Linked DNA regions of Mus musculus: regions 1 and 3 are each linked to region 2. Evidence: chromatin contacts called from ENCODE Hi-C or POLR2A ChIA-PET data. All regions are on one chromosome and are shown on one strand. The core of a region is the stretch at or near the end of the contact, and the rest is flanking DNA. Distances in the headings are between cores, read along the strand shown. Region 1 has its middle 7.3 kb from the start of Ahnak. Region 2 holds the start of Ubxn1 (UBX domain protein 1). Region 3 holds the start of Mta2 (metastasis-associated gene family, member 2).

Evidence for each region. A loop is a pair of places that touch in the nucleus more often than their neighbours do. ChIA-PET counts read pairs that join two places held with the same protein, here RNA polymerase II (POLR2A).
Region 1: POLR2A ChIA-PET joins it to region 2 with 14 read pairs in embryonic stem cell. The contact joins the enhancer-like site here to the promoter of Ubxn1 in region 2. A Hi-C loop is called at or near these places in 2 of 37 maps with a recorded cell type or tissue (heart and v-Abl transformed pro-B cells). POLR2A ChIA-PET finds 5 or more read pairs at or near these places in 4 of 5 experiments (Patski and embryonic stem cell).
Region 3: POLR2A ChIA-PET joins it to region 2 with 14 read pairs in embryonic stem cell. The contact joins the promoter of Mta2 here to the promoter of Ubxn1 in region 2. A Hi-C loop is called at or near these places in 2 of 37 maps with a recorded cell type or tissue (heart and left cerebral cortex). POLR2A ChIA-PET finds 5 or more read pairs at or near these places in 4 of 5 experiments (Patski and embryonic stem cell).

Annotation. Positions count from the first base shown.
Region 1 is chr19:8,980,613-8,983,312 of GRCm38, forward strand. No RefSeq gene overlaps it. Among named protein-coding and RNA genes, the nearest start is that of Ahnak, 7.3 kb to the right of the region's middle. Within about 2 kb of position 1,375, at least 2 of the 3 ENCODE cell types and tissues checked have a DNase peak (open chromatin) inside an H3K27ac peak, as active enhancers do; they include heart, where a contact is called at or near this core.
Region 2 is chr19:8,870,170-8,872,869 of GRCm38, forward strand. It overlaps Ubxn1 (UBX domain protein 1), which reads left to right and starts at 1,379. Exons shown (of 9, transcript NM_001362044.1): 1 at 1,379-1,587; 2 at 1,690-1,743; 3 at 1,839-1,945; 4 at 2,049-2,118. The coding sequence starts at 1,529.
Region 3 is chr19:8,940,619-8,943,318 of GRCm38, forward strand. It overlaps Mta2 (metastasis-associated gene family, member 2), which reads left to right and starts at 1,302. Exons shown (of 18, transcript NM_011842.3): 1 at 1,302-1,764. The coding sequence starts at 1,737. It overlaps Eml3 (echinoderm microtubule associated protein like 3), which reads left to right. Exons shown (of 22, transcript NM_144872.1): 20 at 1-59; 21 at 285-415; 22 at 512-964. The coding sequence ends at 715. It overlaps Gm10353 (predicted gene 10353), which reads right to left and starts at 1,772. Exons shown (of 4, transcript NR_165499.1): 1 at 34-1,772.

The DNA.
Region 1 (2,700 bases), core at 125-2,624, 110 kb after region 2:
AGGACAGCCTAGGATAGAGGCCCATTAAAGGATAGAGTTCTTTGGGGGTGGGCCAGTGCTTGGGGCAGCAGTTGGTCAAACTTCTGGACTGGAGGTGGGCAGGGACCCTCACCTTCATCTCCTCTCAGCCTGCAGGAAGGGTGACTCCTCTGCACATCCTGCTTGATTCTAACCCTGCGGTTTGGTTTGGTGCAGGGTGAAAAGTGGCCAGGTTGTAGATGAAGGGCTAGTGCACACCGGTTAGAAATCTGAGAAGAGGCTTTTGGGATGGGTCCCTAAGAAAGAGTTAATGGGAGTTTCTAAAGGGCGAGGGAGGTTCAGGGGGGAGGCCTTGGCTTTGTGCAGAAAGGGGAAGCACATCTGGGGTTAGTTCGGTTCCGCCCTACCCTGGGGGTGCCTGAGTCACCACACTGCCAGCCTGGCCTTCCTCCATCTCAGCTTGGGCTGCAGGCATCTTGTTAGAGCTTAGTCCTCTCTCTACCATCAGCCACAAATACAAGAATGAGCCTCTGAATGTCTCTGGATGCCAGAGAGATTTCTCTGCCACCAGCCACTGTCTAGAGTTGGCAGCACTACCCACAACAAGCTGGCAAAATTAGGGGTCAAGGGCAGAAGGGGAGGGGGTGTTGGGAATGGTCAGGCTGAGGTCCTGGAAGGAAGGCCATTGTATCCACTTAACAGGCAGAAGCTCAGAGCTCAGATGGAGGCTGAAAAGAACAAGAGAATGGGTCAGGGCCTAGAGTTGGAGTTCCTCAGAAGCTTTACTGAGTCTGGAGTATGAGTGGGAATGCAGAGCCTTGGTTTAGTTTGTAGATAAGTCAGTAGATTCTGGTCATAAGCAGCTATTTATTTTAGCTTTGTTGGCAATTCTGCATAAATTACTAAAAAGTTAGGATTCTTTAAAGTTCATCCAAGATAGACCTAGATTGCTTTTTTTTTTATTCCTTCCATTTATGTCCCGCCTTGAGTTATATCTAGACAGCTGCTGTTCTCCCTGGGTTGGACTCAGCCCACCAGCTGCCCACATGCCCCAAATGTGCCACTTCCCCCTTTGAAAGGTGCAGGGGTGTGTGTGTGTAAGTGTCTTGGCCCCACCCTGAAATTAATAGTTTGTATGACAACCAGCACTCCTTAGAGTGTCCCTCTATATATCAGATGGCTTCTGTTAGGAAGTCATAGCTTGCCCAGGCTCTCACAGTGGGAGACCAAAGGTATAATATTCTAGTTTGTTCTGGTCCTTTGTGTGTGTGAATGTAGTTATGGGTACCCACCCTACTCCCTTCCTCTAATGCTGTGCCACTGAAATATTGATGCCCCTGAAAGACAAGCTACCACCTGCTCCTGTCTGTGTACTAAATCAGGCTGGCATGGATCCCAGAGTAGGCTGTCTCTTAACTCCAGTGGAGTTCTGGGATGTCCTGTGCTCAAGTGCCTAGGGCTTGGGGTAGAGATCCTTCTCCGGGGGACATCTGTAGAGTATCACTAGTCACTTTAATCATAAGAGGAAGAAAACCTTGTGTACATAGTATTGTTTTACTTTGGTATCTGACTTTGGAGTCTGTTGATAATAATTGTTTTTGTTTTGTTTGGTTTTTTAAGAGGGCTTTTCAATGCGTTATAGAGCAGAGAGTGATGACCAGAGAGTGATGACGTACTTCTATTCCCCACCTTAGTGTTAGGATTACAGGTGTGTGATCCTGAACCTGGCTTATATAATGGCTTCCCTCTGCTTAGCTGAACCCAGGGCTTTTTTATGCTAAGAAAGCAGTCTGCCAGCTGAACTACATCCCCATCCCTGATACTGCCCAGGCCAGGAGCTGGGGTGGCCAGGCTGTTGGGACTGTTTTCTAATAGGATCTTCTATGGAATGTGCCTCTATTTCCAGCTGTCCCATCTCCTTGCACCACCACCAGCAGCAGCAGCAGCTGTCATGCGAAAGCCTCTAGCTGGCTCAGCCCTTTTGCAATTATCTGGCTGGTTCTGCCAGGTTTGGGGGTGGATAGTGAGGATGGGCAGAGCTAATGGCATTTGGGAGCATGGCAGGGCATGAGGGAACTAACTGGTGGAGGCTAAAGAGGACTGGGTTCGAGGGCTGAAGAAGAGGGAGGCAGGCTCCCATCATAGGAAGGGGGTGGTGGTGACGTGGGACTGACAACTTTGTAGATGTAAGGAGGGTGTTTGTTGTAGCAGGACCCTAGCCAGTCATCAAGGAGATCCTCATTTCTCCTGACTCACAAACTGCAGAGCAATAATGCACTTTCCAGCCAGTCCTTTACCATGTGGGACTTGAGTCACCCAGTTCCTAGGGTGTTGGCTGCCTTTACAGTGGCTGCCTTTACTGCCTCCGCCAGGCTCTGCCCCACCCATTCCCTTTCAATCTCTCCTGTTAGGACAGGGGCTAGTGAACACACGGTTTTTATCCTACTCTCTTCAAATAGTAAGTATCCATTTCTTTGACTCAGCCTTACAGAATGTACCTCACTCTGGCTGTCAGTAAGACCATCCCAAGTCATTCTTTATCTCACATGCCAATGAACTGGAGCCCGGAGAGGGGAAGTGACTTATCACACATACTTCCAAGTCTCCGTTCTTGCAGCCACAAACTGAGTCACCTTTGCTCCTAAGTAGGGGAATGCTCCTCTCAGAAGGTGATGGTAATTACAGTGGATACAGAACACAAATTTTGGAGGCAGGGAGTAG
Region 2 (2,700 bases), core at 129-2,628:
ACTGGCTGCTCTTCCGAAGGTCCCGAGTTCAAATCCCAGCAACCATATGGTGGCTCGCAAACATATGCAATGAGACCTGATGCCCTCTTCTGGTGTGTCTGAAAATAGCTACAGTGTACTTACATGGAATAAATATAAATCTTTTTTTAAAAAAAGAAAGGTTTTAAGATAGCTGGGCAAGCCAGGCGTGGTGAGACACCCCTTTAATCCCATCACTCAGGAGGCAGAGGCAGGTGGATTTCTGAGTTCGAGGCCAGCCTCATCTACAAAGTGAGTTCCAGGACAGCCAGGGCTACACAGAGAAACCCTGTCTCGAAAAACCAAAAACGAAAAAAAAAAAAAAAAAAAAAAAAAAAAAAAAGATAGCTGGGCAAGATGTTTCTGGCCTTTGATCCCTGCACTCTGGATGGCAGAGGCAGACTGATATTTGAGTTTGAGATCAGTCTCTAAAGCCAGATCCATTTAGAAAGTTCCAGAACAGCCAAGGCTTCATAATGAGATCTTGTCTCAAAAAACAAAGACAGTGATAACAATGATGATGAACATAGACTCAAGCATGCTAGACCAAATCACCACTAGACCTACTCCCTAGACTCTGATAAATAACTTACTAATAATATATATAAGAGTTATTCTCCTCCCAACTTCTTTTACATACATCACCGATGGGTGTGGTGGCACACAACTTTAGTCCTGGCACTTGGAAGACTGAGGCAGGCAGATTTTTCTGAGTTTGAGGCCTGTCTGGTCTTGGTGCCAAAAGACAGAAAGAGAAGTAAAAGAGAAAACGGAAAATTAAAAAATGCAAGGAGGTGGTGGCGACACACTCTGATCCCAGTACTGCGCTCCGGAGGCAGAGGCAAGTGGATCTCATTGGATTGCAGGCCAGCCTGGTCTACAGCGCGAGTTCCAGGACAGCCAGGACTATGCAGAGAAATCCTGTCTCAAAACACCAAAAGGAAAGAAAGAGAGAGAAAGACAGAAAGAGAGGGAGAGAGAGATAAACTTTTACTGTTTATCATGAACGCCCCGACTCGTGTGCTTAGGTCAGAGGACAACTAACAGGAATCCTTTTTCCTCTGTGCTCAACCTCGTGGGTCTTAGGAATCGAACTCACATAATTAGGCTTGAAGGCAGGTGCTTTTACCCGCCGATCCATAGCCAGGCTCTCTTTTAGAATCCTAAAAGCCTGCAAACCGGCTCAAGCCTGTCTGGAGCTTCTTCCCCGTGGGTGGGTCTCCTTCCTGTCAGTTGTCCCTCCTCAAAGTCCCCGCCCACCAGGAAGGACATTTCTGGCTCTCTTCGGCACCCGTCCACCCTGCCTCCACGTGACACAAACAGACCGGGCACTTCCGCTTCCCCTCCGCTCTCCCCACTCACTGTCTACTCCCCCCTCGTCCCTGGGTCTCCCGCCCCGTGAGTTAGCGAGCGCCGGGAGGGCGGCGTCGCGGGCGGAGTCGCCCCGGGCTGACCCTTGCGGTCTTCCTTCTGGTCCCCGCAGGTCCCCGCGGAGGCGGAGGCGGGCGCCATGGCGGAGCTGACGGCTCTGGAGAGCCTCATCGAGATGGGCTTTCCCAGGGGACGCGCGTAAGGGAGCCTCCCCCTAGCCGGTGGTGGGAGGCCGCGGGCCTGGCCGGCCTGACTGTCACCATGGCTGGTGGGCGCTATTCACGGTGTTTCTGCCCCCAGGGAGAAGGCTCTGGCCCTCACAGGGAACCAGGGCATCGAGGCTGCGATGGATTGGTGAGCGGGCGACCCGCACGGGTGGCGGGAGTTTGGGAGCCGCTGGGCAAGGTGGCCTCCAGGCTAACCAACCCCTGCCTACTTTCTCCGCGCAGGCTGATGGAGCATGAAGACGACCCCGATGTGGATGAGCCTCTGGAGACTCCCCTCAGCCATGTCCTGGGACGAGAACCCACGCCCTCAGAGCAAGTTGGCCCTGAAGGTCCTGACTGGGAGACATCTTGTGATTCTAGAGACCTTGAAAGGGCCCCGAGAAAATCAGAATGATCTTATTCTAAATACTAATCCTGGTTGCTTGTTTGCAGGCTCTGGGTCTGCTGCTGGAGAAAGCAGACCCATTTTGACTGAAGAGGAGAGACAAGAACAGACCAAGAGGTGACTGGCAAGTTCAGTGTGTGTGTGTGTGTGTGTGTTTTGTTTGGAGTCTGCCTAACTCTTGCCCAGGCTGAACTCCGGATCCTCCTGCCTCCGCCTCCAGAGTGCTGAGATGTGGCCTTCACTGTGCCTTGCATTATTTTTTTGAGACGCAGTCCAGCTGTGTACCTCAGGCTGCGCTGGAACCCCGTATGCGGCCTAGGCTAAATTCGAAGCCACATTCTTCTAGTGCTGGGATTACAGGCCTGGGCCACCATAGCCCAGTGACACACTTTACCAAGGGTCATGGGTCATCTTCCTTCCTCTCAAATACAAACAAGTCTGATCATAGAACCTGACCTTTCCGGTTTTGAGGGTGTGCTGCAAGTCACCAGGAAACATCTCACATAGCTCAGGACTGGTCTCAAACTCCTGTGTGGCTGCAGATTCCCCTGAAATCCCAACTCTCTTGCCTCTCCTTTGCAAATGCAGGGATTATAGATATGCATCACTATGCCCTTTCTTTAAAAACAAAACCAACAACAACAATAAGAAAAACCCACGCTGGGCGTGGTGGTGCACGCCTTTAATCCCAGCACTCGG
Region 3 (2,700 bases), core at 52-2,551, 70 kb after region 2:
TGAGAGCAGAGACCGGGAGTGGGCTACCTATACCTGTGTGCTGGGCTTCCACGTCTATGGTGAGCCAGGATCTGGAATCCGTTAGGAGGGCTGGGGAAACAAGGAAGAACCCATTCTGCCCTCAGAATCCTGGGCGTGTGCCACCTCGGGGTGGGGGTCATAGTGGCAAATCCAGGCTAGGAGGCCCCTTGGGATTGTCTGGAGCGCAGTGGCAACCTGAAGACCTGAAACACTGCAACTCTAGGTTGTGGTAGCAGCCTGACTCAGGCCACCTGTTGTGTTAGGTGTGTGGCCTGATGGCTCTGATGGGACAGACATCAACTCCCTTTGCCGCTCCCACAATGAACGGGTGGTGGCTGTGGCAGACGACTTCTGCAAAGTACACCTCTTTCAGTACCCATGTGCTCGAGCCAAGGTGAGGCTTCAGGGGACCATTGGGCCCAGGTGGGTAGGTTTGGTACCCTGCCATTGCTGCAACCAGTTGTTTTTTTTTTTTTTTTCTCTCATCTAGGCGCCAAGTCGTATGTACTCAGGCCATGGCAGCCATGTGACTAGTGTCCGGTTCACGCACGACGACTCATACCTTGTCTCCTTAGGTGGCAAGGATGCTAGCATCTTTCAGTGGCGAGTGCTGGGGGCAGGGAGCTCTGGGCCCGCTCCTGCCACACCATCTAGAACGCCCTCTCTGTCCCCTGCCTCCTCCCTGGACGTGTGATTGATGCTGGATGGTCTTGTCCCTCTGGTACTGTGGTCTGGCCCCACCCTGGCCAAAACCCCTAGGACCAAGGACAGTCTTTTCCTGTGCTGGCTTTTTCTTTGACTTCATACATTCCCAATTGCGCATTTTTCTGGAGGGGCTAACCACCCCACTGCACACAAAATAACAACAGACTTGCTGGCTGAGCCAGGCAACCCAGCTCCGACACCCTCTGCTCGGTGAGGGGCAATAAAAAGAAAAAAGTAACTGCCTGGTGCTTTTGTGCGGCGGGTCCCCTCAGGGGCCCAGTTGTGTTAGGATGAAAGAAAAAAGTGCAGGGCGGGAAGAGAAAAGGGAGTTCAGACCAAATATGCAAATAACAGGCAAAGCGGCTTGCAAATAACCTCAAGAAGAGTGAGGGCGCGCGCGCGCCTTTCGACGCCACTGCCGGGGAGCTGCTAGGACCCATAGTGCAAAGAGTTAATTCCGGCTCCTCACCGCCCTCAGGGGCGGGGTCGAGCTGCAACGGAAATAACCGAGCGCGAGGCCGCGGCTGAGCGAAAGGAGCCGAGTTCCTTCCGGAAGTGGCCGATCTGCGGGGTCTTGCTCTCCGACCTGAGCCGAGCGCTGGGCCTTGTTCTCCGGATCGGCCGAAGGTGTTCCGGAAGGAGGCGAACCCGGACGCGGGCAGGGCAAACCTTGCCAGCGGTTGGCACCGCACGACGTCTGCTGGGACTCGGTGAGGACGCTAGGAGCTGGAACCTCACTCCGGTCAGGCAGGAATCGAGCTCGTTCCGGAAGAAGCCGAGTAGACCGGAGCTGGCCTCGGTGTCCCGGCGTGAGGCTATAGCAGTGTCGTCGTCGCGCGGGCAGTGATGAGCCGCGGCGGCTGAGCGAGCAGAGGTGCCGGCTGCTCGGGCCCCATCGACACTTCCGCGAAGCGTCAGCCACGCGCTGGGGGCTTCGTCTGGAGCTGAGCTTTGCCCCCGCGAGCCTCCGGGACCTCTTTGTGTGGCCGGAGGCGGCGGCGGGAACGGCCATGGCGGCTAACATGTACCGGGTGGGAGGTGAGTACCCTGAGCGGAAGAGGCTGAGGCCGGGATCAGGGAGACTCGGTGTCCGCAGGCGCGGGGGAGCCACATCTGGGGTCGTGTGGGCCGCGGCACCGACCGGAACCGGAATCAAGAGCCATGGTTCCGCGGCGGCGACGCTATCGGGCGCAGAGTCTACCGCAGAGGCTTACCTGCAGCCGTAACGGTGCTCTTGAGACCTGTGACTGGATCGCCGGGCTGGAAGTGGCCTTGGCTTTGGAAGGGGCCCGAGTGACCCACCGTCCGGCCAGCCGCGCTAGGGGCTAGGCGCGCAGGGGTTTTCTTTTCTGTGGCGGCTTGTGCGTTCGCGAAGGTGGGGCCTGAACAGTTTACTCAATTCTCCTATACAAGGATGCAACTTGAGTGCAAAGTTGTATGGACTCCAGGGAAATTCTTGTTCTTGTTTCTTAAGTCTCACTTTTGAGTGAAGATCTGACTTTAGAACTGGGTGTTGCAGGGGTAGGGGGTAAAAACTCATTTCCTTTTTCTTCTTTTTTCCTTGTTTCTTTTTAGACAAGGTTTATTCTCTGTGTAGTCTTGGCTGTCCTGGGACTCATACTGTAGACCAGGCTGTCCTCGAACTCAGAGATCCGCCTGCCTCTGCCTCCTGACTGCTGGAATTAAAGGTGTGTGACACCACTGCCTGGCAAAGTATTTCCATAATATCTCTTTTCCTTCCTTCCTTTTTTTTTTTTTTTTTTTTCTTTTTTTCTCTCTTCTCTTCCCCCACCCCCCATTTCCTTTTTGAGGCAGGTTTCCCCCTTGTTTCTTTTGAGACAAGGTTTCTCTGTGTAACCCTGGCTGTCCTGGAACTTGAGCTGTAGACTTGGCTGGCTTTGAACCAAGAGCCTGCTTTGGTCTCCCAGACTGCTGGGATTAAACGCATATGCCACCACTGTCCAGCTAATGACT